Linked DNA regions of Mus musculus: region 1 is linked to region 2. The links are chromatin loops, found by intact Hi-C in ENCODE. Cell type or tissue: left cerebral cortex. All regions are shown on one strand. Each heading gives the region's core, and the rest is flanking DNA. Links, peaks and the distances in the headings are about the cores only.

Region 1 (10,500 bases), core at 4,041-6,540, 60 kb before region 2:
GTGTGTGTGTGTGTGTTTGTCTAGTAGGCTTCAGGACCTTCTCTTAAAGCTTGGAGAAACACTGGACCACCAAACAGGCAGCATACACCAGGTGATATGAGGCCCCCAACACACATACAGTAGAGGACTACCAGGTCTGTGTTCATTCAGAGATGATGCAACTAACCCTCAAGAGACTGGAGGCCCCAGGGAGTTTAGAGGTCAGGTGGTGCAGGGGGGTGGGAACAACCACGTGGAGACAGGGGATGGAGAGGAGGTATGGAATGTGGAACAGTTGAGGGTGGACGGAGGGGGGGGGATTAAAATATGGAGTGTAAAAAATTAATTAAAAAAACTTGGAGAAATCTGTAATATTTTTATTCTGGATTTTTTTTCTTTCACTTACTATTCTGTGCACTTCTGCAGGATTTTCAGGAAACTTATTTTGTTTAGTTCAGGGAAATATAAAAGTATTGCTTCAATAAGTTCTATATGCAGTTTCTCTGCAACTTCAGCTGGTAGAAAGCTGGGCATAATTCCTTAATTTTGTTACTGTGTCTTTTCATTTTTTTATATGTGCTGATACATTTTATTTCTGCTTCCTGCATTCTTCAAATATTAATGTCCTTTTTAATTTTGATTCATTTCATATATGATATTTTAAAAACATTTTTAGGAGCTCATTTTAATTTCAAGATAGTTCCTTTTTCAAAGAAGTTTTAGGGTCACAGCAGAAAATATGGTTCTTTCTCATCCACTCTTGCTCCTATAAAGGCAAATTATCACCATTTTGCAAACCATGGTAGATTTGGTGTAACCAGTGAACTTTCAATGGCATGTAGATATTACTGAAGATTCATATGGGATGTGAGGGATCCCTGGTGTCACTGTACACACTATATGTAAAGCTATGCAGCCACCATTGTACTGTCACACAGTGTTCTCACAGACCTTTCCTTTGTGCTCTTCCTACTCGGTCTTTATTTTACCTAGTCCCTGGAAACCCTGAAAGCTTTTACTTTCTCTATAGTTTGTTGGTTGTTGTCAAAGTCTGAGTAATAGGGCTGCTGTTGGAAAATTAACTAGCTTCATTTCCTCAGCAGTATGAATTGTAAGCTTTAGCTTGCTTCTTTGGCTACACCGCTTTTAATTCTTAAATGGATTTCCACCTCTCACATACTTGCTAAAATGACTGTAATCATGGCTGATGGAATCTCCATCTTTCCGTGATGACCACTAAAACTACCAACTTCTTACTTGTCATTTTAGTGTACAACGGGGAATATTAAAAAAAATTGAACAATGTGGTAATCTTTATTTATAACAAAGAAATCTTTTTAAATTATTTTTTTCCAAATAGTGTCTGACCCTTTGGTAAGGTGTTTTAATATCAGATACTAACATCAGTTGATAAACTGACCCTCATTGTGAAGAAGCATGGTTGTCTGTTTAATACGAGGACAATGAGACATGGTGGTTAGGAAATTTCTGGAGCCAAATAAACTTAGTAACAGAGAAAACCCAAATCCAGATCAATCTTGGGCTTGAAGGTCAGGTTGTAACCATTAAAGCACTGCCTAGTATGTTAAATAATTGACACATCCCAAATTCTGATTGGTTATAGTTATCAGTAATGTGAACTCACAAGTATAGTTGTTTATTCTTAGAAAGACTTTGTAAAAAGAATAAAGTAATAGCATGATTCTATATATAGCATAAAGCATAATTTATTCCTAACTGTAGTAGGTAACATTCCCGGCTACTTTTTTTTTTTAACTGTATAGGCACAGCAGCCTATACATCTCTAAATCCCAATTCTAAGAAGTTTAGAATGTTGTATGACAGGGTATTATGTTACATATATAATTAAAGTTGATAATATGCTGATTTTTATATATCTGAGTCACAAGGGACAAGGCAAATTAAATGAGGAGACACAGGAAAAATAATCAGAAGGACAGAATCTTAAGCTTGATTATAAGTACTGGCCTTGAGAATGAGGGAATGGGCTAGTAACTGAGAGAGTTTCTGGTCTATGAAAACTGGGAGAAGAAATAAAAGGAGAGAAAATTTATTTTCAGAAAGGCCATTCTCTTGGTCACAGTGAGCTTAGCACTGTGAAACCCAGTTCAGATTTATGACTTCAGAACTGTAGGGTAATATTTCTAAATTGTTTTAAGGATAACTTGTACTAATATATAATGTTACCAATAAGAAATTAATACACTGATGAAATAAAATTAAAGGATTTGTGGTGATTAGAAGGAGAGTGGTGCCCATAGGTCTGCATATTTGAATACTTAGTCTCTAGTTGGTGTAACTACTTGGGAAGGATTAGGACGTGTGGTTCTTTTGTTTTGTTTTGTTTTGTTTTGTTTTGTTTTGTTTTGTTTTGTTTTGTTTTGTTTTGCTTTGTGAGACAGGGTTTCTCTGTGTAACCCTGGCTGTCCTGGAATTCACTTTGTAGACCAGGCTGGCCTTGAACTCAGAAATCCGCCTGCCTCTGCCTCCCAAGTGCTGGGATTAAAGGTGTGCGCCACCACAGCCAGCAAGGAGGTGTCATCTTATTGGAAGAGGTGTGTCACTGGGGGTGGGCTTAAGGGTTTAAAAGATCTTTGCCATTTCTAGTGTGCTCTCTGTTTCCTTCTTGTGAATCAAAATGTGAACCATTAATTCTTCTTTGTCAATTGTTGAAGGTTTTTCTGAAGACTTAACCTTAACCTTCTTGCAACCATTCCTCTGCTCTGCTATCATGGACTCAAATTCTCTGAAAACATAAGCCAAATTAATCACATTCTTTTATAAGTTGTCTTGGTCATGCTGTTTTGTCATAGCAATAGAAAAGTAAGATAGTTCTGTGGTATTTGTATGTGTGTGGGTGTTATGTATGCATGTTGTATGTGTATGTGTGAGTGTATGAGTGTGTGTTTATGTGTGTTTATATGTGTGTGTGTGTGTGTGTGTGTGTATGTATGTGTTTGTTTGCAGCCTATCAGAAGAGAAAAGCATTAAGTGCTTAGTCGGAAGATGATGGAAGTGAGCTCTGATTGGTTAACTGGTATCCCCAGTGAAAAGGAAGGAGAAACTGAAATTGCAAAGAAACTCTCAGAAGTAGGGAAGGCTCTGTTTCATCTTTAACCTAGACAGATCAAAACTGCTTGCACTTATACTGCTATATGCAAAATGCAGATTCTGTTATAGGGCACCTGATGTACCCTGGAAATGAGAGGAAATCATTCCTAGTTGTATATGAGAATTAGGAGTTGGCATTGCTCTTTGCATATCAGATGGAAAGAATCTCCTTGAATTCACCCAATGCACATTGTTTCATAATGTGCCCTTTTACTATTGCAGGAACAGGAGCTCCAAGGTAAATGGGAGGGCTCCTAAGTAGGATAAGTAGGAAAATGAGACAGGAAGGGAAGGAAAATGATGTAATGAGAAAATGTTTAGAGTGGCAGAGCAGAGCTCGGTGTATTAATTATAGTTATATTTTATGTGTATCAGTGTTTTGCCTGCATGTAAGTCTGTGTAACATATATGTGACTTGTGCCCACAGAGTTCACAAGAAGGCATCTGATCCCCTGGAGATGGGGTTACAGATAACTGTGTCCTGTTATGTGGGTGTTTACAATTGAGCTCAGGTCCTAGGCAAGAGCATCCAATGTTCTTAACTACTGATCCATCCATTAAGGCTTTTATAACTCAGTGCTTTTAGGGACCTTTGCACAGGGTATAAGTCACTAAGTCCCTACTCAACCATTAATTCTTCTTTGTCAATTGTTGAAGGTTTTTCTGAAGACTTAACCTTTGGTCCTCTATGAACTCTATTAGGTTAAATAAAACCTATTAGGGTCAATAAAATGCCCCTGTAAAACTCTGTATCTGATGGAAGTAAGAACCCCTCAATAGGCATGGGAATAGTAGATAGCAGAGATTTATGTTCAGCTACACTTTCAACAGTGACGAAGATGACATGATGTGGGGTTACTCTTGCTAAGATGAAAGACTGACCAAAGCAACTGGGAGAAGAAGGAATTTATTCAGCTTATGCTTCCAAATCACAGTTCATCATGAAAGGAGTTATGGACAGGAACACAAGCATGCTAGGGATCTGGAAAAAGAACTGATACAAAATCCATGAAGGAGTGTGGCTTATTGAGCTGCTTACAGTTAGAAATTTACTGAGTTTTCATCATGGCAGGAAATGTGATGGCAACACCAACATGGTGTTGAAGAAGTAGTTGAGAAATTTACATCTGGATACCTAGGCAGCAGAAAGAGAGAAACAGACAGAGATAGACACACACACACACACACACACACACACACACACACACACACACAGAGAGAGAGAGAGAGAGAGAGAGAGAGAGAGAGATCCAGCTACTGGATCTGGCTTGGGCTTTTGAAACTTCAAAGCCCACCCCCAGTGGCCTACTTTCTTCAACAAGACCACACTTCCCAATTCCTTTCTAGTAGTGCCACTCTCTCAGCACCAAGCATGCAAACACATGGGTCTATATGTTCTCTTTCAAACCACCACACACAAGAATCTGTTTGGAACTGCACCAATGAGTTTCAAATGTAAATCAGGATGATACAAATGTAAACAAACAAACAAAAATTAGATTAGTCACAGTGTTTAATGATCAGTAATTTTCTGGAAAAAAGAGATAAGGAGTCAATATTTAAAAGTTGCTTATGGTTACTTGGGAAACTGAAGTTATCTTTGCAAGAATATAGATGAGTTTACATATGTAGACTCAAATCTGAGTATTTTAGTCAATATGTATGTAGTCAAAAAAGACAATATAAGACATTCTATAATATTTGTTGAATTATGAATGTCTTATATTGTGTTAAACTGTGCTTTAAAAAAATAAAAACCCTAAAGCCCTTGCAGGCACACTTTTGAAAGTTATGCAAATTACAAGTTCACAAAATGTGGCTGAGAACTCAGGTCAAGAGATTGGTTGTATGCTCTTTCTTCCCTGAAGGTAGAACAGTTGGAAAGTGTTATCTTCAGTTGTAAAGAAGTAAAGCTAATGCAATCACAGTCTGAGATTATATAATCTTGTAGCAGGCTGAGCTAACTGTGGCAGATGCAATGGCTCAGAAATGAACAACGTAAAAATAAGTCAAAATGCAAACATTTGGACATTTCTCTATTCTTAGCTTTTATTTGAAGACCATAGTCAATTATACTTTGAGATTTGCCAAAATGCAAATGAAAAACTGTTCCTTTTTATGTTATATTTTTTGATCTATTACATTCAGGGGGGGAAAAAAGCCCATAGAACTAGAGTTCTGGTTTGGAGCCATATTAGGATTCAGCTACTCTTTCTACCAGTCACCTACTTTGTGCTTTACCATATTATTTGGTTTAATATGTCAAATGTGGATGATTCATTTCTCAAGTAACGTTATCAAGGCTGTAAAATCCTTTTCATTGTAGACTTTGAGTTTAATATTCTATTCTGCCTACTCCTTATTTGTCAATCTTGGTCTTATAGAAGAATTGGTAGTAGTGTTTCTGTAAGTAAGCTTGAGATTTTTTGACAGTGTTTTCTTGATGTCTACTTGGTGCATTAATGCACAAACGGCTAAGCAGGGTCTGGGGCTCAAATGCTGAAGTACTTGATGTCTAAGGATCTGGGCTTGCATCTCTGGAATCCATACAAAAATTCGATATGGTTAAGCATGGCTATAAGCCTTGTACTGTGGAAGCAGGGGGGAGATAGGTGGAGCTTGATAGAAAACACCGTACATTTGGTGAGCTCTGGTTCTAGTGGGAAACCTGTCTCAAATGAAAAGGTGTAGAGCAACAGATGAAGACCCAGAGCATCATTCTCTGAACTTTAGACCCATATACAAACCTGTACATGTGTACTCATACACAAAAATGAACAAAATATACCACACATGCACACACACACACACACACACACACACACACACACACACACACATATTCAGAGAGGGACTCAAAGCATGTCTTTGAGGAGTTCAGAGATTTAGTGAAAGTAGAAGCAATAGCTTTGTTCAGTTCCTTGAGTAGAACCTCACCAAATATAAATGGAGCCTGCACAATGAGCTATGCAATTTTTCTGGGGGGAGGGGGGAAGGACAAAAGGAAGATCAGATAGAAGAAGTAATATTTAGCTCTGCCTTGGAGAGTAAGTCTGATTCACTATTAAAGCTGAGAGGAAATTCTGAGCAAAGGGATTACAATAAGCATCATGTTGCATGTGCTTGGCTGAGCAGCAGACTGGACTGTGTGGACAGTCATGCATCTGAGAAGTTATCCCACACACTCTTCCCTGCAGCATTTTGTAGAAAAGACTGACACTTGTTTTTCATGATCATTACATCAGAGACTTGGCTATTCATTTTGCTAAATATTTGGGGAGAAGGGAAAACCTTGAAGAGGTTGACATTCAGGGAGCTTAATCATATAGCATTAGTCACAAAACAAAACAAAAAAGGTAATGAAACATAGTACAAAGCCATGAAGTAGGAAAAGAGCTCTTACAGACCTCAGGTACTAATTTTATACCTAATTTTAATTATAGAAACAATTGCTAGTGAGCTAGGGATGTCGATCATTGGCTTGCCTATCATGTGTGAAGATACAGATTCAATCCTAAATTTCATGAAAAGAAAAGGAAGAAAGAGGGCTGGAGAGATGGCTCAGTGGTTAAGAGCACCGACGGCTCTTCAGAAGGTCCTGAGTTCAAATCCCAGCAACCACATAGTGGCTGGCCTTTCTCTACACAAAGAATAAACAGGCTGAGAAAGAAATTAGGGAAACAACACCCTTCTCAATAGTCACAAATAATATAAAATTCCTTGGCATGACTCTAACTAAGAAAGTGAAAGATCTGTATGATAAGAACTTCAAGTCTCTGAAGAAAGAAATTATAGAAGATTTCAGAAGATGGAAAGATCTTCCATGCTCATGGATTGGCAGGATCAATATAGTAAAAAATGGCTATCTTGCCAAAAGCAATCTACAGATTCAATGCAATCCCCATCAAAATTCCAACTCAATTCTTCAAATTCCAACTCAATTCTTCAACGAATTAGAAAGGGCAATCAGCAGATTCATCTGGAATAACAAAAAACCTAGGATAGCAAAAACTCTTCTCAAGGATAAAAGAACCTCTAGTGGAATCACCATGCCTGACCTAAAGCTGTACTACAGAGCAATTGTGACAAAAACTGCATGGTACTGGTATAGTGACAGACAAGTAGACCAATGGAATAGAATTGAAGACCCAGAAATGAACCACACACCTATGGTCACTTGATCTTCAACAAGGGAGCAAAAACCATCCAGTGGAAAAAAGACAGCATTTTCAACAAATGGTGCTGGCACAACTGGCGGTTATCATGTAGAAGAATGCGAATTGATCCATTCCTATCTCCTTGTACTAAGGTCAAATCTAAGTGGATTAAGGAACTCCACATAAAACCAGAGACATTGAAACTTATTGAGGAGAAAGTAGGGAAAACCCTCAAAGATATGGGCACAGGGGAAAAATTCCTGAATAGAACAGCAATGGCTTGTGCTGTAAGATCGAGAATTGACAAATGGGACCTCATGAAACTGCAAAGTTTCTGCAAAGCAAAAGACACAGTCAATAAGATAAAAAGGCCACCAAAAGATTGGGAAAGGATATTTACCTATCCTAAATCAGATAGGGGACTAATATCCAATATATATAAAGAACTCAAGAAGGTGGACTCCAGAAAATCAAATAACCCCATTAAAAATGGGGCTCAGAGCTAAACAAAGAATTCTCACCTGAGGAATACCGAATGGCAGAGAAGCACCTGAAAAAATGTTCAGCATCCCTAATCATCAGAGAAATGCAAATCAAAACAACCCTGAGATTCCACCTCACACCAGTCAGAATGGCTAAGATCAAAAATTCAGGTGACAGCAGATGCTGGCGTGGATGTGGAGAAAGAGGAACACTCCTCCATTGTTGGTGGAATTGCAAGCTTGTACAACCACTCTGGAAATCAGTCTGGCGGTACTATACCAGTACTATATCAGAAAACTGGATATAGTACTACCAGAGGATCCTGCAATACCTCTCCTGGGCATATATCCAGAAGATGTCCTAACTGGTAAGAAGGACACATGCTCCACTATGTTCGTAGCAGCCTTATTTATAATAGCCAGAAGCTGGAAAGAACCCAGATGCCCCTCAACAGAGGAATGGATACAGAAAATGTGGTACATTTACACAATGGAGTACTACTCAGCTATTAAAAAGAATGAATTTATGAAATTCCTAGGCAAATGGATGGACCTGGAGGGTATCATCCTGAGTGAGGTAATACAATCACAAAGGAACTCACACAATATGTACTCACTGATAAGTGGATATTAGCCCAGAAACATAGGATACCCAAGGTATAAGATATAATTTGCTAAATGCATGAAACTCAAGAAGAAAGAAGACCAAAGTGTGGACACTTTGCCCCTTCTTAGAATTGGGAACAAAACACCCATGGAAGGAGTTACAGAGACAAAGTTTGGAGCTGAGACAAAAGGATGGACCATCTAGAGCCTGCCACATCCAGGGTTCCATCCCATAATCAGCTTCCAAATGCTGACACCATTGTATATACTAGCAAGATTTTGCAGAAAGGACCCAGATATAGTTGTCTCTTGTGAGACTATGCCAGGGCCTAGCAAACACAGAAGTGGATGCTCACAGTCAGCTATTGGATGGATCACAGGGCTCCCAATGGAGGAGCTAGAGAAAGTAACCAAGGAGCTAAAGGGATCTGAAACCCTATAGGTGGAACAACATTATGAACTAACCAGTACCCCGGAGCTCTTGACTCTAGCTGCATTTGTATCAAAAGATGGCCTAGTCGGCCATCACTGGAAAGAGAGGCCCATTGGACTTGCAAACTTTATATGCCCCAGTACAGGGGAATGCCAGGGCCAAAAGTGGGAGTGGGTGGTTAGGGGAGTTAGTGGGAGGGTATGGGGGACTTTTGGGATAGCATTTGAAATGTAAATGAGGAAAATACCTAATAAAAAGTATAAAAAAAAAAGAAAAGGAAGAAAGATAAAATACATGTAAATAAATTCTTAATATTTTAGAACATAGAAAAATTAATAGTTAATATTTTTGGTTAAGTAACATAAAGTGCCCATACTTTAATTATTGAGGTTGTCTTTATCATTAAGTTTTCACAGATATATTTTAATTCATGTGTTTTCTTAAAAACCTAATAACATTACAATGAAGCAATTTTAAAACTATGAAACATAAAAATTTCCAATGATAAAGCAAACACTATGAAAGAGGACATCAAAGCAGACGAGTGATTCTAAAAATCAAGATTAAAAAACCTAAAATATTAACTGGAAAGAGAATGACCCTCAACAGGAAAAGCAGCTTTGTCCACTTGGAAAAGTGAGATAGCTTCAAAAACTGTACTATGAGAAGGGCTGAAAAGCAAAATTATTCTTATAGAATCTGCAGAACAGATAGATACACCTTAACACTCTCTATGCAGCTCATACTGACGGGTACCATCCTCTCTCAAGTCATGTGGATTATTTTGGAGAGGCACAGTCATTTAGATTCGGGAAGAAGACACCAACCAGGGTTGTCTACATAAATATACAAAGAAAAATTATATATGCAGCATATATTTTATGTATATAAATATTCTGTAAGTAAACAGTCTTTATGTCTATTATATATCATTATATAAGTACATTGCAGAATGTGTGAGATTTGTGGGTGAGGCAGTGGGAGGAATCAGGAGTGCCAATAAGTTTTTAAATTTTTTAAATGTTCTAGAACTGTTAAACGAAGATACAAAAATACTTTATAAAATAACTAAAAGGTGAATTTTCTTCCTTAGTATAAGATTTGGTACTGGAGAGATCAATATACTTTTATTATGAGCCAGTAATTACAGAATAATTTATCCTATCACTACAACATTCAAAATAGTAGACTGGGGGTGATATGAAAAGTAGGGGCATGTGGCAAAAGACTTTTTTCTCAAAATCACATTATTTATCATATGTTTCTTCAATAAGGTATCAGAGTAGGCAAAATTTAGCTTATTACAAGCTGGGTTTTGGTTCCAGGTGTTACAAACATAGGAGAGAGTCAGTAGTTTTTAAGTTTCACCAAATTTTTGGTTCAAACTCCTTCAAGTAAAACAACAGCTGACACACCTAATCTTCTGTCAAGTACAAAGGAGATTTGCATCTTGTTCAGCCAAACACATAACAACCTTGATTTAGTGCCCAACAATGAGCTGAGCTGTGAACAGGGCTCCTTCCCTAAAGTGATGGTGTCTTACTTCACAGCCTCGCAGGCTGCATATCAAACATGTTTTTATCAAAGCAAGGTGCTCCTTGCTTTTAAGAAGCACTTAATTTAGTGATCATATGAATAATGATAAGCTGATATTATTCCCTATCAAAACGTTTACACCCAAGTAATTGTTCTTTACAAAGTATTCACCTTT
Region 2 (10,500 bases), core at 4,667-7,166:
TGTCTCCAGAAACAGCTATACTGTATGCCTTGTCAAGGTGTGGGGGCTACTATTCTTATTGCTATAGTTGATGAGGGGTTAGGCAAGGTCTACTGCTCTCATACTCTTGGGGCTGTTTCACTTGTGCCTCTGCTATAAGGGCCAGCTCAACTGTGTTGCCTACACAAGTGGAAGGCCCACTCTCCTTAGTGCTATAGCCACTGAGGAGGCAGGACTAGGTCTGCTGCTTTCATGACCCCAGAGCCAGTTTGCCCAGCTACTGCAGGTGATGAGGGGGTCATGGGGAGGGCATTCCAGGGCCATATCTAACTTGCTCTTGCCCTCAGGGCCAGCTCACCTGTGCTCCCTCCACTAGGGCCAGCTTTATTGTACTATCCACATGAGGTTCAGGGCTCTGCTCTCCCAAGTGGTGTGGTCAGTGCGGGTCAGGACCAGCTTACCTGCTCTCACAACCCAGGCCAGTTCTCCCAACTGCAGCAGATGAGTGGCAGGGTCAGCTCTCCTGCAATCTCACTCTTGAGATGGATCACTCATTCCCCCTTGACTTGGGCCAGGTTGACTATGCTGTAGGGTTGTGTATCTGCATCTGCTATGCCACTGGACATGGCCACACAATTTACCATTTAGCAGGTTTAGATTATGAAACAAAGGAGTGGGTCAGGAGCAAAATTTCAGGAATATTTGGTAAGTTCAAAAAAATTCAGGCCTATACACAGGGTCTCACATATTTCAATAAGAAATATGACTAATATACAGACTAGAATTAAGATTTGACATCTTAACAAAGCCAATAAGTCGACAAAAGTCAAAGTAATCTCTGTAGTTTGACATGAGTATATCTCACAGGAGCCAACTCTTTGTTTTATATCACCATCCCCTTCTTTGGGTAAGAGCACTGTGGTCACAATGAGAAGGGTGGAGGAGCCAGCCTGAGATGGGGATTAAAGTAAGGCAGGCAGAGAAGATAAAAAGAGCTTTAGTGACTGGGTTCTAGAAAGAGGGAAGGATTTTTTATATAAAACCATGTTCTCCTCTTTTCTCCCTTTTGCCCAGTGCCACACACTTCAATTTTCATAAGCTGTCTACCATGACTGTGTGAATTAAAGAGCATATAATGAAGATGAACTCTAAGAGACAAAGCAAAGTGCTTAAGATACTTCAATAATGTCCAGGGCAATCTGAATGGACTCAGCCATTGTATCCTGTGACCTTTTTGTTTCTGTGTTTATTTAGTTATGATCTCCCTTTCCAGTGGAGGATCATGAGATCGATTTTTGCTATTTACCAAATAAATACAGGATAACATGAAGGTGAGATAACCTGGTGTCTAGAGTGACAGACTCAGACTAGGAATCCATAGAGGCCATTTAGACACTTAAAGACACCAGTATAATAGAAAGGATACTTTAGGTGGTAGCAAATTAAGACCATGTAAACTAAACCCTTAAGAAAGACACATAAGCAAGCAAATAAATGAAGAAAGAAAGAACTCAGGTAGATGAAGAGATATGGGAATATGACCAGTCTCAGTAACAGTTAAGGTAAAGGACTCATCACAGTGCCTGTGGACAATATCTGATGGGAAAGACAATAAGACAGCAGCTGAAATGATTATGTCCTGTACATTCATGTCTTGTTATGGAAGACAGCTATGGGGGATGGGACCCTTCCTTGATTTATGTGCCTCTGGTTTTGGACTGCTATCCTGTGATGCACGTGTTGTCACTGCCTACACCCTTTTCTCTTTTTCCTCTTCTGGCACGAAATCAAACACAGAGGGAAAGAAAGACAAAAGAACATTTGATTTAATTTTAACCAGACTGAACTGCTGAACTAGTGGGAGTAAGCCTGTGTTTTCTTATTTTGTATCAAGATGTTTAAAACCCTGTTATTTAGATCACTTCTAGTCAGGTATTAGCAGCAGCCCAAAACACAGCTAACAAAACCTTACATCCTTCTTCTTCTTCTTCTTCTTCTTCTTCTTCTTCTTCTTCTTCTTCTTCTTCTTCTTCTTCTTCTTCTTCTTCTTCTTCTTCTTCTTCTTCTTCTTCTGTCTCTGTCTCTCTCTGTCTCTCTCTGTCTCTCTCTCTCTGTCTCTCTCTGTCTCTCTCTCTGTCTCTCTCTGTCTCTGTCTCTCTCTCTCTCTCTCTCTCTCTCTCTGCGTTCCTAACACTCTTTCTCCGTGAAAAGCTCTCTTTAGTATTTTTTTCTCTCTTGCATTTGAATTCCCTTCTGTTGTGTGATGAAACTTGGCTGGAGACATAGTCAATTTTAAATTCATTGAAATATTAAATTTATAAAATGTAATTACCAAAACTTTCTTAACCCCGTTTGAAGGCAGAATTTGGACAAAATGGTCCATATTCTTGCAAGTCTGTGTCTCAACATGAGTACTGAGTACAAAGCTAGTGACATAAGAAAACACTGACATTGACTTATTCTTAAAGGAAACAGAGTTCCTTCTGTTTCTGTGGCAGCAATCTCTTAGACACCCTTTGTGTGCTGGTCCTGCCAGAGCTCATTTTCTTCATTAGCACATTGTTGTAGCCTCACTTGGAGCATTATTCTGAGATGTACAGTTCTGAACAACATACCCACCCTCAACCCCCCCACACAACATTTATATATATATGTGTGTGTGTATGTATGTATGTGTATATATATATATATCACTTGCTTTTCTTAGTGATGTTACTTTTGCATATGAATGAAAATGTTCAACAGATTGTTAGGAATGTGTACATTGGGATACTGCATGCATTTTTATGTATGTGTAAAAGCTGGATTCAACATTCAATATCAGATATTATTCTTTGAGTGTAGCCTTTCATATTTTATTAGGTAGAGTATCTCATTTTATCTGATTATTCTAGGCTGGCCAACCAGTGAGCCCCAAATGTCTGCCTGTCACTGTATCTTTAGTACAGGGGTTGTCATAAACATGCATTGTAATTCTCCCTGTTCTTATGTTTGTTTTGTTTGTTTTTTTAACCATAATTCTGGGCTGACCTCTGGTCTTTATATTTGCTAAGTATTTTTCCAACTGCATTATTTATCTTTCCACCTCAGAAAAATCCAATTTGAATCTCTTCCTTCGTATTTGTATTCTGAATGCAAGGGAGACAGGCTTTGTGCTTCTGTTAGAAGAAAATTTGGGTAAAATAAAACTAAGGATTTTTTCTATCCTACATGCTCAGTTTCTCATAATCTAATGTTTAGATTAGATTATACTAGTTGCTTTGGAGGGAGACAAGAGACTGCTTCATTAGACAGAGGAAGAAAGTATTATTTCCTTCATACTAAAAAGAATTCTTGTAGATAGTTGGAAGTGAGGCCCCTCAGGGCCTTGGCAATCACATTTGCCCGTGCTACTGCCTAGAAGAAGGGAGGCTTCAGAGAGGAGTGCCCAAAACCCAAAATTGTCAAAGTTTCTCACATCGACAATGCATTTCATAAAAGCATCAGGCAGGGTAAAGGCTGGATCTGAGGGTCCACGAAGAATAGACTGATGTTGAGCAAACAAAGGAGATGATGGAGGGGTCATATTGTGTCTCTGAGCTTCGTCACCAGCCTAGAGGTTGAGGGTGAGAGTCTCTAGATCTAGGAATTTTGTGTTTATGTACATGTGTGTATAAGCCAAAAGATACTCCAGGTGTCCTTCCCCTGATTCTCTACTTGTTTTTTTTGTTTGTTTGTTTGTTTGTTTTGTTTTCTTTTTCCTGAGTTGGGATCACTTATTGTCCTGCAGCTGACCAAGTGGGCCAGGTTGGATATCGGAGTCATAGGGATTTTCTGTATCTTCCTCTCCAGCACTAGGATTGCCAGCATGTGCTGCCACGTATGGTTCTGCTTATATGATTTGTGAGTGATTGATTTCAGGATTCCATTTCTTTCTTTCTTTGTTTTTGTTTTTTGAGTCAGGGTTTCTCTGTGTAGCCCTGGCTATCCTGGAACTCACTCTGTAGACCAGGCTGGCCTTGAACTCAGAAATCTGCCTGCCTCTGCCTCCCAAGTGCTGGGATTAAAGGCGTGTGCCACCGCTGCCCGGCCAGGCTCCCATTTCTTAACTGAGCAGTAACACCAGCCCATTTTATCCTTCCTTCCTTTTTCCCTTCCTTCCTTGCTTCCTTCCTCCCTTCCTTCTTCCCACCCTCCCTTCTTGGTTTTATCTTGCCTTTTTCTTCCCTTCCTTTCTCTATCAGTCTATTTTCTCTCCTTTGCTCCCCTCCTTTCCCCTTCTCTCTTTGTCTCTACCCTCTCCTTTCTTTCTTACACAGAGATCCATGTATCCCAGGCTAACCTTAAATACTGTAAGTACCTGAGAAATTACTTGAAGTACTGATCCTTATCTAGATTTGGACTGCATTGTAGAATCACTGCTAAGCTTCCAAGCTTCTAAATGGTTGTGCTTGGTTCTAACAAGGTGAAATACAGCAGTGGACCCAGAGAAGGCCCAGGCATTGGTTGCTTTTGAAATCTTTTGAGCTGATCCTAACATAACTTCCAGAGGTATAGAATCAGTCTACTTCTAGCTATGTACAAATGAAACTCATAATTAATAAACTTTAATTAATGTAGAAATTTATTTCTCATACTTAAAATAATTCTGTTTATTTGCCCCCTTGCTGCCTCAGCCTGTAGAAGCAAAGTGGCCTAGGATCAAAGATTTTGAATAGTATTTAAGGTAGTATAATTACAAATTGTAATGCTACCAATTTTAAAATGTTAAATGTGCTCTCTCAGATAACCATAAAGTCAGAAAGCAGAATGGGTTTTCAGAGTTAGGAGAAGGGGTTTGGGGAATTAGTGTCTAGTGAGTACAGAGATTCACTTTTGTAGGTTGATAAAAGCTAAGAAAATGCATCAGACTGATGACTGACCTACAGTGCAAACTTACTTCATGCAAATGAAATGTACACTCAATGATAATTAAATTCTAAATATTGTACTATGAATATTTTACTACAATTTTGAAAATAGCTGTCATGAATACAAGGTGAAACAATTTATTATGTTTTTGTTTTTATTTTTGCGTGGGTAGGATGTGAATTCAGTTTTCCAAGGTTATAAGACCTTATAAAAAGGGGTCAAGAAAGTCTATGTGTATAATGGGATATATTTAATGACTAATTATGATTCAGTCTAATTACAAAAACTCTATTAAACGAAGACTAGTTAACAGGAGGAAGGGAGCAACAAAAGAGTCAACTTTCTTAATTTCTCACTTTCCTTTGAAAAGCTTTCCTGGGAGTTTGATATACATTTTAGTAGTTACATTGAGTCACAAATATCTTTACGGAATTCTGGAAAATCTAATTGTTTAGTCTAAAAAAAATTATGTGCCAATCAAGACAAGAATATATATATATATATATACACACACATACACACATATATATATATATACCTCACATCATCTTCCTTGTCATTGTATGAAATCATATCTTGCCTATCTGGAGGTGGACTTTGAAGTTGATTTAGGCTGTGTGTGGAGGAGCTGGGAGTAGGAGGTGATATTCTTTAAAGCTAGGCATAGGGCCATTTAGCAGGAATGTGCATTAGATAAACGTATATTCTTAGCTCATCCGTCCATTTCTCTGTACCTTCTCTCTGAGGCACATTTATCTTCCAAGTCAGGAGACTCTTCAGTTACTTTCCTAAGTTGACTTCTGGAAGTTTCTTGCCGGAAAGGATTGGATAAGTCCAAGTTCCTTGGGCTTCAGAGACAACAAAGACTCACACATTTAAACAGAGTAAATGTTTTAAAGGAAATAAAACCTGGAGGTGAAAGCAGCAGCAATTTGTTGAGTGAATGCTTGGCTTAGGGTGTTGATATTGTAAGGATAGGATCTGTTGAGCAAAACCATCTTGCCCCTCCCTCCTGAATGTTCCTAGGGATGTCTTTTCTTTCAGACTGCCAATCTGGCAATGTCTATTAAATTCCATGTGAGACCAAGTGAAAGGAGCAGTTTACAATTGGACCGAATAAAGGTTAATAGTGTAAAAGAGGTAGAAATCACGCTCAGAGTGCCGTGGAACTCAGACTTCTCACCGTCCAATCTGGGCATGCCTCCTAGTTGACTTAACCTTATGCAGCCAGTAGAATTGGCCCAGGACAAGTTTCTGCCTGTGACAGAAGCACAGCTTCTTCTCTGCTCTTTGAATAGCCAAATAGAATTGACTGATGATTTGCTGCACGCCACCAAGAGAAATCCTCGTTAGCGCATCTGATCGACTACAGAATAGCCAGGCTGCTTCACATGAATTTTATTGCATCTCAGCACCTGCTCCAGCCAACAGTCATTACTGTCTGGAGGAGGCTGTGCTCAGATTATTATTATTCCTGTTTCTTTGCATTTTGTATTCTGCCGACTCCTGTGCCAGGTAAAATTGATAAATGGAGGAGCTGATTGTGAGCGGCACAATCCTGGGGCTGCAAATCTTCTGTGAGCCTGGGATATTAGCTGAGCTAGTGGGGGGAAGGATTGTTTACTCAGGGTAAGTCATTGTCTGTTAAACTAGCTTGCTTCTTGCTTACTTTGTTTCATTCATCCCCTTTTGCCCCTCATGTACCTATCCCCCTTTTAACTTTTGTAAAGATACGTACTTTAATAAGAAATATGAAAAATAAAAAAAATAAACATGAAAATATGACTGTCTTAGGGCTTTATTGTAGTAGTGAAACACCATGACCACAGCAACTCTTATAAAGAAAAATATTTAATTGGGGCTGGCTTATGTTTCAGAGGTTCAGTTTATTATCACCAGGACAGGAAGCATGATGGTACACAGGCAGATGTGGTGCTGGAGAGGTAGCTGCGAGTTCTTTTATTTATTTATTTATTTATTCCATTTTTATTAGGTATTTAGCTCATTTACATTTCCAATGCTATACCAAAAGTCCCCCATACCCCCCCTCACTCCCCTACCCACCCACTCCCCCTAGCTTCGAGTTCTACATCTCTATCAGGAAGCTGCAGGAAGAAGAGAGACTTAAGCTCTTCAAATGGCTTGAGCATTTAAACCTCAAAGCCCATTCCCAGTGGCACACTTCCTCCAACAAGGCCACACCTACTCTAACAAGGCCACACCTCCTAATGCCACATCCTATGGTGGGGAGACGTTCTAATTCAAATCACCACAAAAGCCAGCAGATGCAAAGTCCAAGTGGGGCTCATTCCATTTATCAATTTTACCTGGCACAGGAGTCGGCAGAATACAAAATGCAAAGAAACAGGAATAATAATAATCTGAGCACAGCCTCCTCCAGAGTAGTAGGTTAATACTAGATACTAGGATTGTTCCCCCCCCATGCATTCCTTTTCTTCCCCCAGTGCTAAGCATCAAACCCAGGTCATTGTGCTTTCTATGCTGCGTTCTCCCACTGAGCCATATCCTCAGCTCTACAAGCCCACTGACAAAACTTATATTCACATAACTAAATCACTCATTAAGATACTGAAATATGCAGGGCGTGGTGGCGCCCGCATATAATCCCAGCACTTGGGAGGCAGGCAGGCGGGTTTCTGAGTTCGAGGCCAGCCTGGCCTACAGAGTGAGTTCCAGGACAGCCAGGGCTACACAGGGAAACCCTGTCTCAAAAACCAAAAAAAAAAAAAAAAGATACTGAAATGCCCCCTTACCAAATGCTGTCTATATCTTTCTCCTGCGCTTAGACCTCTGACTACATCCTGATCCAGACTGCTTTCATCAGTTCCCTACAGCCCTGAAGATTGCCTCAATATCCAGAAAGCAAAGGTTTAGACCTTGACTTAATAGAGGGGCAGCAGGTGTCTAAACCGGTGGGTTTTAGCCTGTGTTCCAACAGTCACTACCTGCTAGAATGCCTTCCAAAGAGTTAAAGGAGGGTGGAAGCACAACAGGAACCTATCAAAAGTGATTGCTTCTGTGTATTCTCCCGGTTGCATTTTGTTATGTGCAAGCCAAGTTCTTAGTTGGAACCCTGGGAAAGAAGGGGCTGAAGGGATACTCTTTGGTGTGTCAAATGCTGGTTTTTACTTAATGGAATAGCAACTTTGTATCTGAGTAGATGAGAGAAAAAGAGCATGCACTGTACTGGGTCCTGGGTCAGAACTCTCTCAGACCTAAGTGATGATTCAACACATTTTGTGCAGCATCTGTGACTCTTATTGCCTCTGCTTGTTAAAATACAGAATGGATCACCACTGCCTATTATTATGGGTAGGTGTGCTTCTCCTGTAGCAGCTCCCAGAAAGAATTTGCATTTTACCTCTTACCCATTTCTTCCCTTCACAATCCAGAATCATAACAAATGTTTCATCTCTTTAGCAGGTTTCCTCTATTTTCATTCCTGGCTAACAATGGTCTTCATTGACAGAAACCATATCCTCTGCACATTACTATATACATTTCTTTGGACCCACCATTTGTGAGCTGTGCGTGATTGGCTCTGCACCGATTAAAATAGCACCTAGAGAGCCAATTTAAGGTGCAGGATGAGTGAACCTGGGCATTAGAGACACGCTGGTGAGTGCACACCTCGTAAATCCCATTGTTAAACTGTAGTTCCAGCAACAGAATGCACAGCTCTGCACTTTACCCTCGTTAAAGCAAAGGTAAATTGTAAGAGCTTTCATACAGCTCCAAGGGGTACATAGATAAGGCATTGGAAGAGGCTTTCTTAAATCCCAGAGTCACTCTCTTAGCACGGTGAGGAACAATACACCTTCCAGAAAGGCCAGTGTCTTCTATTGTTAATTAAAAATGTGCTGTCATTTATAAAAGTAAATCTGCATTTACTTTCTCAAATCTCTTGGCTGCATTATATAATCAAATCAAAATGGAGTATAGCCCAGAAAAAAATTTTAGTAAACAGTTCATTGAGAAGATATAGAAAATAACTGGAACTTGCCAGAGATTAGGTTTGGGAAAATGATGATATTAAAAGCAATCTGAACATCTATTTTCTTAAAAATTTTATGCTCTTAGGTAGATGTGGCAGCTCATGCTTATAATTCCAGCTTACTAGAGGTGGAAACAAGTGAACTAAAAGTCTGGGGACAGCCAAGGTTACATAACAGAACCTTAACTCAATTTTGTAGGAAATTGTTTTTTAAACAACAGACCTACTAGTTCCACATGATCATCTGTTAGATCAGTATTTCTCAATTTTATTGGTGCTTTGGAATCTCTTAGGAGATGTTGTAAAAAAATACAACTGTGTGGGTTCTACTCAGGGATATTTGGATTTATTTGGTCTGGGGTGTGGCCTGAGGAGCACGGTTTTTTACTAATCACCCTAGGGAATTTTAGTATGCAGTGCAGATTCAGAGCATTTTGGCCAGGACTGCTTTGAGACACTTAGTTTAGAAGAAGATGCATCAGGGACATAAACGCTTTCAAGGCCCATATTAGCTATATACATACAATAGACACACTATCAAACTACACAGGACCCATAATTGTTTCAAACCCTTTGAACTTGGACTTATTTGAATAAAGAGCCTGAATGCATGATTGGATACATTTAGAAATATGTTTAGGTAACTTAATTGAGCACTATAGTGCCTAAGATTTAGAGATGTCTAGACTAGGTACATTTTATATTTTTATTATACCTTTAAGAAAACAAACCTCTGGCTCCCACAGGGTTAATGGTTTTAGTGAGAAATAGCTTCCCGTCCATCCTTAGCCAAAGACACTGTATTTGTGTATTATAACGTAGTATTTGTTCCCTTTTGGGAAAATGATAATAGTCTCTAGACAGAAGATAATAGCAGATGAATGCTGATGAAAATTTGCCTGATTTGATTACAGTTCATTAAGACCAGCAGCATTTCTGAGAATCAAACTTGCTTTATATCAGATACGAGGGGGGGGGCATCATGTTGATGCTTTAAACAGCCTGTACACTGAGAGAAGTTTGTAGGAACTTAGATCAGGAAATAGCTTTGATATAAATATTCAGCATTGGTTAGCTACCTGTTATCATGATGGACAAATTCATTTCATTAGTAACTTAAAGGTCCATTGGTGAGACTATTTACACATTCATTAAAAGGCAACTGGCAAATGCCCCTGCCATTCTCAAAAACATTTCATAGTTTTTCAACTCATCCCTTATATTCTACTTCTTCAACTCTTAAGCCATAAGACTATTTAGTTTTTAAACTATTTATGCTCCAATAAGACACAGTTTCAGCCCCTAGTAGAGGGTTGGGGCCATCTACCCATCTCAAAGTTTTTTAATCTAAAAAATATTTCATTCCAAATGAAAGACAAGGACAAAAATGAAGCAAAAACTGAAGGAAGGGCCATCTCAGGACCTCCCCACCTGGGCATCCATCCTGTCTGCAGATATCACACCCTACCTCTTGCTGTTGCCAAGAGGCTCTTTCTGCCAGCAACTAACCAATGCTGATGTGGATGCTTGGGGCCAACCATCAGACTGAGCTCAGGGACTCTGGTAGGGGAGCTGACAGAAGGACTGGAGGAACAGGGGGGATTTCAACCCCACAG

Evidence for each region. Hi-C counts contacts between places; a loop is a spot of excess contacts. Peaks named below come from ENCODE experiments on the same cell type or tissue, not always from the same donor. Only the 100,000 strongest peaks of a DNase experiment are listed, where the experiment ranks them.
Region 1: it touches region 2 in a loop (2.2-fold over the local background); 2 of 42 quality-filtered maps call a loop at or near these places.

The regions. Positions count from the first base shown.
Region 1 is chr16:47,846,402-47,856,901 of GRCm38, reverse strand. No RefSeq gene overlaps it. Among named protein-coding and RNA genes, the nearest start is that of Gm52257, 210 kb to the left of the region's middle. In left cerebral cortex, for the core only: no CTCF peak of the experiment used is centred there; a DNase peak (open chromatin) is centred at 5,062.
Region 2 is chr16:47,786,703-47,797,202 of GRCm38, reverse strand. No RefSeq gene overlaps it. Among named protein-coding and RNA genes, the nearest start is that of Gm52257, 270 kb to the left of the region's middle. In left cerebral cortex, for the core only: no CTCF peak of the experiment used is centred there; DNase peaks (open chromatin) are centred at 5,541 and 6,187; H3K27ac peaks cover 956 bases.